Regions from separate parts of the Mus musculus genome. Here region 2 is linked to region 1. The links are chromatin loops, found by intact Hi-C in ENCODE. Cell type or tissue: heart. All regions are shown on one strand. Each heading gives the region's core, and the rest is flanking DNA. Links, peaks and the distances in the headings are about the cores only.

Region 1 (5,377 bases), core at 162-5,161:
TCATATGTACTTTCCATGTAATTAATGAAAGTCAACTCAGAGGCTGGAAATGCGTATTAGTTCATAAAATCCTTGAGCTCTGGAAGGAGCCGCACTGTTGGCTACAATTTACAGATAAGGCCAATTGAGACAGAGGTTAAGTGATTTGCCTAGGATCATACACCTGATAGTTGGAGCCAGTCTAAGGTTCACTGCCCGGGCACGACTGGGACACCTCGTTCTGCCTCCGCACGCAGGCACTAGAATGACTAGCTGGTACAACGCCTTGGTCACAAGACAGGACTCCTACAAATGACCTTGCTCGGTCAGCCCTTCGCAGGGGCGCAGGGGTTAAGAAAAGAATGCGGAGCCACCCTAGCACTATGTCCTAAGCCTAAGGAAAAGAAACAGCCGAACCACCCTAGACTCTTTATAGACACAAACAATTCCCTTGCCGCACCCTAGCCCGCGACAGGAGCTCGCTTTCCCGTTGGAAGACGACTGTCTTTTGGTGTTTGGGAATAAAGAGCCGAGGTCGTTTGAGGTCAGGCCTCTTTTTCTGACTCTCTGCTGCCCGATAAATCTAACAATGGCCATGTTTAGTTCTGTTCTGCACTCTACGTCAGAGCTTGTCAGCGCACACTGGACGTGGTGAAACAGATCCGGTTGGGTCAGGAGCCTAGAGCGGTAATTAGGGGGATTTTTCTGTAACTCTTCCACCCCTCCAACAAAACGACTGACACTTGTGGCCGCAGCCCGTTTCCCACGGGCCCTCTGAGTTCCCGTCAAGTCATCGCGGACTCCCAGATTCCGTCACCCGTACCGGGCATCTTTAACCCATCGCGGGGCGCGGGACGCGGGGCGGCGGGAGGTCGGGAGGGCAGCGGGTAAGGTGGTGTCGCAGCCTCCGCTCTGGGTTCAGCCACCCTCCTGCAGAGCTCCTCCCCAGCCTCAGGGTCTTCAGGCCCAGCCCAGGTGACCGTCCTCCCAGGCTCCGCCCTGCCCTGCCCCGCCCCGCCCCCTCCACTCCAGCTCGCCGTACCGCCTCCGCCGCCGCACAAAGGCCGGCGGCCGCCTCACCGCGCGCAGGAATCCGGCCACGCGCGCCCCAGCCCCCCCACCCCCCGCCCCGCGGACGCAGCCCCGGCTGGCTCGCCGCCCCCTTTTGCGCTTCACGCCCCCGACGCACAGGACGCCGAGGCGAGGCCCGCCTCCCAGCCAAGGAGCCACATCCGCGTCGTGCCACGCCGCCGGCTCCCCGCGGGGGGACTACTTCGCTCCCCGCCCCTCGGTCCCGCGCGACTTCCTGCCGCGGACGCGTCGGTGCGCGGCGCGCACGGCATGGCGGCGGCGGCGCGCGCCTGAGGAGCTGGGGGTACGCCGGCCCGGTCAGGCCTCGGCGCGGCCTACGCGCTCCACTTGTTCGCTGGTCCGCTCGCTCCCGCCCGGCGCCCCGCCATGGCGGAGCCTTCGCCGGCCCGACGTCCGGTGCCTCTCATCGAGTCGGGTAAGACACGGCCGCGCGTCCCCTGCCCGGTGTCGCGCAGCCGCCGCTGACCGTCCCTGTCTTCTCCCCGCAGAGCTGTACTTTCTCATCGCCCGCTACCTCTCAGCTGGCCCGTGTCGCCGAGCGGCGCAGGTGAGTGCCGGCTGGGCGAGCGGGCGGGCGGGCGAGCGAGCGAACCGGGGGCGAACGAACCGGGGGTGAGCGGGGCAGCTGACGGGGTCTGACCGCGCGTCTTCTCTGCCGCAGGTGCTGGTGCAGGAGCTGGAGCAGTACCAGGTCGGTCCGCCGCCCCCGCGTCCCCGTCCCCGCCCCCGCGTCCCGGTCCCGCCCGGCCTCCCGGCCGCGGTGGTCACCCGGACGCCTTTCGTGTCTCATTCCAGCTGTTGCCGAAGAGGTTGGACTGGGAGGGCAACGAGCACAACAGGAGCTACGAGGAATTGGTGAGCAGCTCCCGCGTCCTCCGCGCGCCCGCGCCCCCCAGCCGGGTCTCTGCTCCCCTGCGGGCGCCGCGGGGCCGCGCCCGGGGGTGGTCTCTGGTGGTCCGGCGTCCCGGGGCGACGGGCCCGACCCCCGAGGGCTCGCGGTGGCGGGGTGGGGGGCGGGATTTGGCAGAAAATGGTTTTGGGGGCGGTGCCGGGCGCAGGCGGGGGCGCCCCTGGCTCGCGGCCGGGCTGGGGCTCCAGGTGCGGCCGCCAGCCACTGAGAGGGGCGCTCTCATCTCTCTCCCTTCCCGATTTGTAACTCGAGCTCTCATTGGTCTCTCCTTTCTCTGCCCCGCCCAGACTTTCAGACCTCTTGTTCCCCAGGAATAGAGAGAGAGTCCTTAGTCTCCCAAGGTGGAGAAATGGCCCCTTCCTGTACTGTACTCCCTTCCTCTGTAGGATCGCACAGAGTTCTCCGTGGTGAATATGTCAGTGCGGCACCCCTGCTTCCCCGACCCGTGCACTGTGTGTTGACTGCCTTTAGAAAGTTGGCTCACACTTGATCTTGCTGTATGTAGCGGTTCAGGCTTTAAGTTGACATCCGTCAGTCGGTGTATTTATTTTTTGAGACAGGGTGTCATTACGTACCACTGTCTTGCCTTGAACTCGGGTAGGCCAGGCTGGCCTTGAATTCATTTCCTGCTTCTGAGAGCTCGGACTAAGCTCTCAGAAGCAGTTGTGTGTGCCTGTCTTAACATTTCCGAGGAGTGGTAACTTGCGGATTACATTTATTTTCCTTTGCCTTATTTTCCCTACTTGCTTAGAGGTTCTTGTGTATAGTTGAGTTTTATCCAGGTAACAGAGGCTTTGGGTGTTTATCGTTAACGAAGCACAAATGTTGCAGGAGAATATCTTCGACAATTTTAAGATAAAAGACTCACACTGAGCATATTGGTTACAGAAGGTTGAGATGAGTGTGTGCTGTTGATGTTTGGCTGCACAGCCCCGTTTGGCTTGGACTTGCAGTCCTGCTTCACTCATCCTCTGCTGGGTCGGGATTACAGGAGAGCTCACTGACTTCACCATGTGTCCAAGACCAGTAGTGAACAAAAAGTCAGCCAGGGCGTCAGTCATGCATGTGGGCAGTTCATTCTCTATACCTTGTTTTCCAGGGCTAAGGAGTTAACTGGATAACTAGAGGGCTCAGCAGAACAGGGCAGGAGTGCTAAAGCAGCGGTTCTCAACCCACGGGACCCACCCTTTGGGGGGGTTGCATGTCAGATATCGACATTGCAGTTCATAACAGTAGTAAAATTACAGTTAAGTAGCAACGAGAATAACTATGGTTGGGGGTCACCCCAACATGAACTGTGCAGGGCTGCAGGGCCGCGGCGTTAGGAAGGCTGAGGACCACTGGTCTAGAGCCTCTACCATTGTCCTTTCCACAGCCAGGTGTTGGCCGTGACAGGTGCAGTTGCTGAGTAAAACGGGGTTGCTGGTTTGTTGTTTAATTTGACTTTTGAGAGTTATTTTTAAGAAGCAAATGTTCAGGTGGGTAAGATGACTTATCTATAAAACTACTTTCTGTTACCCCTAACGATGTGAGTTTACTCCTGGGGACCCCGAGTGGAGGAGGGAGAGATCCTACTTCCACAAGTGGGCCTCTGCATTCCACCCTCAAGCCATGGCACACATGTACAGGCATGCAATGCCCTTTTCTTTTGTCTTTTTTGTTTTTTTGTTTGTTTGTTTGTTTTGACAGGGTTTCCTCTGAGTAGTTTGTTTTTTCCCTCCCCCTGACACCACCTACCTCTTTTTTTTTTTTTTTTTCAGTGTTTCTCTTTGTAGCCCTGTCTGTTCTAGAACTTGCTTTATAGACCAGGCTGGCCTCAGATTCAACATAGATCCACCTGCCTCTGCCTCCCAAGTGCTGGGATTAAAGGCGTGTGCCACTATGCCCAGCCAAGTCTGTTTTCTTCTGTATGAAATTTTAAAAGGTTTGTAGGATGGGTAGGTGCTGGAATGTGAATCCAATCTGTCTCCTAGTGCTGTACCCACAGGCAGGGTTTAACCACACACGTTTTCTACGGGACAGGGACCTGATTCTGATTTACAACCCCAGGAGAGCTCAGCTTCTTTATAGCCACACCCCCTTCCTATCTACCTCCTGGGTCTAAGGAACGTCTAACAGTTTCACTTGTGTTAATGCAGAGCACAGCCTTTGAGTGAAGAAAGCCAAGCTGTTGGGACACTGCTGCCCTACTGGGGGGGGGGGCGGGGGACGGGGGGACGTTAGAGGCACAGAGATAGATAGGGCCCTGGTGCTGAAAGGTCTGAGGGAACTGTCTTCTGTCATGCTGCTTGTCACCTGGCTGGTCACTGCTAGGGTATCGTCTCCTCCTCACCCTTTCCTTTCCCGTGGTGGGTGAGGACAGGGTGCAGGCCTGGGTTGTGGAGGTGGACCTCACTGAGCAGTCTGCTGGCCCTGGATTGGTATAGTTTTGGTGAGGATGTACGTGTAGCTTCTAGACTTCAGATGCTCTCACTTTCTTTAGTATTTAGATGAGTTTTATTTGAAGCCTACACAAAGTGGGAGTTGTTCCCCACATACTCACAGATTGCAGTTTACCATTTGCTGTGTTTCTGTTTTCGTCTGAGGCATTGTATTCTAATTCCCATCAGCGAAATCTTCCCACAAGTGAATGGCCTGCCGACCCAGGCACCAGTTACCTGTTACCCAGTGGTTAGTCAGAAAGTTGTGTTGGTTCTCACCCATTGTGTCTCCTGTGAGCCAGTGTCCTCTGACCCCACTGAGATCCGTTTTAGGCACCCTCCATATAGTATTTCTTGTAACTGCTGGAGCTGTGTGTGTGGTAGTCCTGGAACGTCCTGGCAGGCATGTGGTGGTCAGAGGACAGTTTAGAGCTGACTCTTCTTCCAGGGTGGGTCCTGGTGCTTTGACTTGTTGAGCCATCTCTCCCCTCCCTGTAATTTATATTGTGTAAGTTACATTTGGTGTGTGTGTGTGGGGAAGGTATTTGAGTGGGTGAGGGCAGTTTAAGGGGTGGTGTTCCACCATTGGGTCTCAGGGATTGAATTTGGGGTGTTAATGGCTTCACGGTTGTCATCTTTACTCACTGAGCCCTCTTGCCAGTCCTACCTGGAGTATTTTGAAGAAGATTCTACACATTTATGTATATCTTAAGTTCTTACTGTTGTTTATGTTGAGAAATTTCACCTAGCTCAGGCTAGCCTTGAATTCCTACTTCTGCCCTGATAAGATGAGGTTACAGGGTACGCCACCATGCCGCGATAAAAAGACCATTTCTTTTCAAGGGGTACAGCCCAGTTTCAGTTTTTAACACAGCCAAAATGGGACTTCCTGAGTGCCTGTGTCACAGATTTCTGTGTGGATGTTTTTCTTTTTTGTTTTGTTTTATTTTTCGAGACAGGGTTTCTCTGTGTAGCC
Region 2 (5,377 bases), core at 294-5,293, 90 kb after region 1:
CTGTTGTTGAGGAATGTATATAGTACAGTCTTGTGACAAGATTTCTGTATTTACATGAATTTTCACTCATTTTTCAGAATCTGTTCGTAAAGACAGAGAACCCCATACAAAAATGAGACCATGTATGCTTAATGAGAAGGATGCAGTACAGATGCATAGTGACACCCTGAAAGCAAAAACGGTGCCTGAGAAAGTCCCCCGCAGATGTGCTACCGTTGCTGCAAATAAAATAAAGATGATGTGTAATCTAAAAGAAGTGGTCTCAGGACCAGAGAATGTCGGCATTAGGACGATCAGCAGAAAACTGCCCTATCGACAAGCCTCTGCTGCAGCTAAGAAAAAGTTACTGAGTGTTTATAAAGAGGATGATGCACCCATACATTCAGAGAACGAAAAGGAGCTATATCTTAGGCGGTTCAGATCCCGGAAGGAAAAAGCCCAGCCTACTCCGAGGTAGAAAGGTTACCGGGAATTGTCAGCAGCTCCAATGCCTGCCCTGAAGTCCGCTCCCAACCATAAGCCGTCCCAGCACCTTTTGAACAATTTTGTGAAAGCCATTACTCTGGGTCAAAGTGGGATGATGGCTTCCAGTTAGCTCTACACAGCACAGCATAGGGTGTTCCAAGGAGGTAGGAGATGTGGATTGTGTTGTCAGGTGAGAAAGCAGAAGGACCCACTGAATGTAAAGCAAAGGCTTGACGCAGCTTGGTCCTCTAGAGAAATAAAAGCATGTGGGATATATGGGGAAACAATGCTAATTTCAATGGTTTGCCCTCACAGACTGAAAACTAGGCCATTTCCAAAGGAGGGAGCAGTAAGCCCATGTGACTGCTGAATTTTAACTGGGTCTGATTTATGTAGTGCACATCCCTGGGAACTGAGAGAGTAAATCCTGGGGTGTTACTGACTTCTGAAGAGGAGTGTGGGAAAGACTGTCATTAATGTCTTATTTATAACATTGGAATTCATACTGAATGATAGCTACCTGGTATGAGTAATTCAGGGAATGTATCTTTCTAAGAAAGTTCTCAATGTGACTATTACACTTTATTTCTTCTATGTAGCAGCAAAGATGTAAAGGCCAGACTTGTGGTCAGAAATTAGAACAAGATGCACTCATCGCTTAAGGTGATGCAGTTGGATCCTATTTCTTACGTTTCTCTGCTGTTCCTTAGAAGTTAGAATGTGACACTGCAGGTTCATTTCAGGCTCACTAACAAGCCAAGTGTCGGGGAGTCTGGCCTCTGGTCGTTGTGCTACAAATGTTTTGCCTACAGAGGATGTGGACTTTAGTTCGTTGTTCATGGCTATTTGTTGACATTAAGGTCACCAGATGTGACCTGTGAATGTACTGTCAAGTCTTTTTATCATGTTACTGGAGAAACTTGTCTTCAACAGTTTGTTTTTCCAATTAAAAATAGCTGTGACTATTAGGCATAACTTGCATGTATAAATCAAAAAAACAATGGAACCTAGGGGTGTGTATTTTTCATTAACAGTAATGCACATTTTTTTCAGTTATATGTATGGCCAAAGTGTCCAGATTACTTGAGAAACTTGTTTGTGGTTGCATGCCTGCTTAAAACAAAAACACAACTCAGAATTCTAACATAGTGTGTGTCTTTTTGTAACTCACTCTGAAATCTTCAGCATCTTGCTACAAGCACAGGAAGAGTTCCCTTCCTCCTCTTTGGTGCATGGGTTTGGTTTATTTATTTATTTATTTTGAGCTTTAATGAAAAATTTAAATGTCCAATCCCAAATGTCATAGAATTACTTATTGAGCAATTATATCCTCAAGAAATGCCATGAAATGAAAATATATCAGTCTAATGAAGACCTGTGAATTTTGGCAGTGTGAATTGAAGATCTGAAGTTACATCTTGCTGTCTGATCCTGTCCAGCCTTTTATAATGGAATCCCTTTCTGGCCTTTAATTGGAACATATTTTTATTTACCCTTTAAAGTGTTTGGTCTCTTTATTGTGACTGAATGGAGTAACACTGTAGTAAAATCCCTCCTGCAAATGTGTGCCGACAAGCCACCACTTCCCTATGATTTACCAACACGCTTCAGATTTCTGTTGGTGCTTTTTTCATGTGTGAGTGAGAAATCAAATCGAGTATCTTTATCAGCAAAGTATCCGCTTAAGAAACCAGCAAAGAGACAGCCAGGGACATCTGCTCTTCAGCTCGCTTCTACTAACCCTGGAATCTGAGTCTTAAAGACACCACACTGAGAATCTTGTGTGTGTGCTATAGTTACACACAAAGTGTTCTAGTTGGTATACATCTGCTTTTTATTTATTTCTTTGGTTTTTCTAGACAGGGTTTCTCTGTGTAGCCAAAGGATGTCCTGGAGCTCCCTCTGTAGACCATGATGGCCTTGAACTCAGAAATCCATCTGCCTCTGCCTCCCGGGTGCTGGGATTAAAGGTGTGTGTCACCACTGCCCGGCATTCATCTGCTTTTTATTAACCAGTGAGTATGTATGTTAAGATTGATATGCTTTTTCCTCCCAGTAGACTTGAAGCATCGTTTTTCTACATTGTGAGAGATTTTTAAACAACTTTCCAAGAGTTTTGATTTTTAAAGGACCCTCTGATCCCCAAACATTTTACCCTGGGCAATGCAGTCTCCATTTCCTCACAAGCAAATCTAGAATGTGTTTTTATTTCCCACTGAGGTGCCAGTTACCCTTTTTCTCGTGGGAGCAGCATTCGGTGGAGCTCTTTGTCTTCCAGCACACAAACCAGAAACACACATTCTTCCTGTCATTAAAGTAGAAAACACGGTCTATGAGTTACATATGGCCAGGTTTTAAAAAGCCTAGCCTTGCAGCCTCACTCATGTTCTCTGAATCCGCTTGCAGTCATCAACCCTGGAGCTGTCTGTGCTTCACCCGCAGCTCTGGGTTTCCTCCACGGGTGGGTCCTTGCAGGAGGGTCGCCGGGTGTGGAGCGGGCGCTGCGTGCCCCGGTTAACAGGATGACGGAAGCGCGCCGCGGGACATTTCTCGCGGCGGACCGGAAGCTCTTAGGTTCTCCCCCCTCCCCCCACGGAAGGCGTATCCTCGCTCGGAGGCGGGGTGGGGGCGTGGCTTGGAGGGGGCGTGACTGCGGGCCGGCGCGCATGCGCTGTCTGGCCGCGCGGAGCTGAGGGACCATGGCTGCCACGTTCTTTGGCGAGGTGGTGAAGGCGCCGTGCAGAGCTGGGACTGAGGAGGAAGAAGAGGAGGAGGAGCAGAGCAGGCGGGACACGCCGGAGGACCGGGAGGTCCGGCGGCAGCTGGCGCGGAAGAGGTCAGGCTCCCGGAAGGCTGCGAGCGTCAGGCGGTGTCGGCCTGCAGGGTGCCCTGCGTTCACGCTGGGACGTCGGCAGCCCAGCGATGCTCGCCCTCCACCGTGCACTTTAGGTCACGCCGCATGTCGGCCGTATTTCTTTCAAAACTACTTTCAGACACAGAAGTCAGGTCACGCCAGCCCCTTCCTTGGTCAAGGTTTTACCACATTCATTTCCTCTCCCACCACCCCTACGAGTTTCCGATTAGGACTCCCCACACGTCTTCCTAAGCATGCTGTCTCAATTATTTGTACTCTAGAGCAAACCCACACATAAAATATGCACATAATTAAACTTTGTTGATTCTCCTATTTTTTCAGTACCTCCATTCTGAGCTTTTAGGCGGGTTCTCGGATCAGAACTTGGGTCGTCATGTTTGTGTTGGCAACTTAGCACCTTCCCTACCCCACGTTTGCTAATAACACGTTTTCAGTATCATACCAGTCCACAGTCAAATTCACCTAGATTTTTAAAATACACTTCCCGGTGATTGTGTCAACGACAGACACTTTTGGCAGTTCGTTTCATTTGACAGCTCCCTCTCACTTCTCACACTCTTCCCGAGAGCCCTGATTTGTCTGATGGTCAGTCTTAGCTTACTTTTGCCACAGCTAAATGCTTGAACGTTTGTTTGAAGTCTTGGTCACATTCAGCATTTTGCGGGCTGGAGTGTTGGAGATGCTTTTAGTGTCTTTTTACATTGTGTCTGGCTTGTGGGTGCTGGCATTGTGTGTGTCAGGCTAGTATGAAGTTTGTTAGTAGTTTTACTCATAAAAAGAAAGTGTTTTATCCATTTGCAAGGGCACCAAGGACACTGATTATTTTATCTAACACCATCTATCCATCCAACTATCCACTCATCTCTGTCTTCTATCACCTACCTATTTATCCATCCATGTATATGTAAATATAGCACCTTTCTACTACCCATATAAATATCTATAAGTAACATGTCTACCATCGATCTCATCTGTCTTCCATCTATTTATACATCCAGCTCTATATAGCACCTATCACTTAATCTCTTAATCTGACTGTCATTCTGCCCATCACCATCTCTTACAGTGAACTGGTGGTCACAGTCATATTTGTTCACTTTTGTCTCTTGCTGTTAGGGAGGTTCGGCTTCTCCGAAGACAGACAGAAACATCTCTGGAGGCTGTGCTCCTAGAGACACACCCTTGCTCCAAGTTTATAATTGCAGTAGGAAGCAACGCAACAGGTAAGTGCCAGTGTCAGGAGTATATGTCCCGTTGGAAGAATGGACTCGAAGGTCCTTCTGCATGTATCTTACGTATTTTAAAAAGTTCACAACAGGTCCTGGGCATGTGGCTCAGGTGATAGAGTGCTTGCCTGTCAATCACAAGACCTTGGGTTTGAATCCCAGTACCATGTGAACTGGGCACAATGAAATCCGAGCACTCAGCAGGTGGGAAGTGGCAGAAGAGAGCATGAAGAAGTTCCAAGGCCAAGATGGGCTCCGTGAAGCCTGTCTTCAAAAGCCACAGTCGTTTTACTTCATGTAGGATAGATTGCCTGTTCTTTCCATCTTTGTAATGAGATTTAAAGGAAATATGCTTAGCTTCAGAATTACAGTTCAAGGCCCTGTTTTCCAGTTTGTTATGGTGTCCACAGGTCTAGCAGTAATTGCTTACATCTGGAACACTTCAGTTCTAAGGTCTTTGAATGCACTTATTGACCTGGTAGGTTCAAAGTAGAGTAATGTGAGTTTACTTGGATCAGTGTTGTATGTCAGTACACATGGAGATCTTTATAATTTCACTGGGTTTGCAGTCTCTGAGGAGATCATTTGAGAACTCTAGTTAGGAGCTCTTGCCCTGTAAGTGAGCCGTAGTACTTAGAGACTGTGTAAGTAGGCAGTAGACTCGCCCATTATATAAAGGTCTGCTTGCCTAATTGTTTTTAGAAGAATCTTACATTGTGAGACTGGTGCAGAGTCTGTGGACAAGTCCACTCCCTGTGTGTAGTTCTTTGTGGAGAGTGGAGACTTTTCACTCCTCAGCCTCAAATTTTGT

The links. Hi-C counts contacts between places; a loop is a spot of excess contacts. Peaks named below come from ENCODE experiments on the same cell type or tissue, not always from the same donor. Only the 100,000 strongest peaks of a DNase experiment are listed, where the experiment ranks them.
Region 2: it touches region 1 in a loop (5-fold over the local background); 1 of 42 quality-filtered maps calls a loop at or near these places.

Annotation. Positions count from the first base shown.
Region 1 is chr16:96,078,363-96,083,739 of GRCm38, reverse strand. It overlaps Brwd1 (bromodomain and WD repeat domain containing 1), which reads left to right and starts at 1,312. Exons shown (of 42, transcript NM_145125.3): 1 at 1,312-1,486; 2 at 1,560-1,618; 3 at 1,733-1,762; 4 at 1,867-1,926. The coding sequence starts at 1,438. In heart, for the core only: no CTCF peak of the experiment used is centred there; DNase peaks (open chromatin) are centred at 329, 899, 1,299 and 2,199; H3K4me3 peaks cover 2,939 bases; H3K27ac peaks cover 2,576 bases.
Region 2 is chr16:95,988,678-95,994,054 of GRCm38, reverse strand. Psmg1 (proteasome (prosome, macropain) assembly chaperone 1) reads left to right here and starts at 3,095. Exons shown (of 7, transcript NM_019537.3): 1 at 3,095-3,301; 2 at 4,457-4,563. The coding sequence starts at 3,165. It overlaps Brwd1 (bromodomain and WD repeat domain containing 1), which reads left to right. Exons shown (of 42, transcript NM_145125.3): 42 at 78-1,963. The coding sequence ends at 457. In heart, for the core only: CTCF peaks have their summits at 2,360 and 3,339; a DNase peak (open chromatin) is centred at 3,104; H3K4me3 peaks cover 2,037 bases; H3K27ac peaks cover 1,858 bases.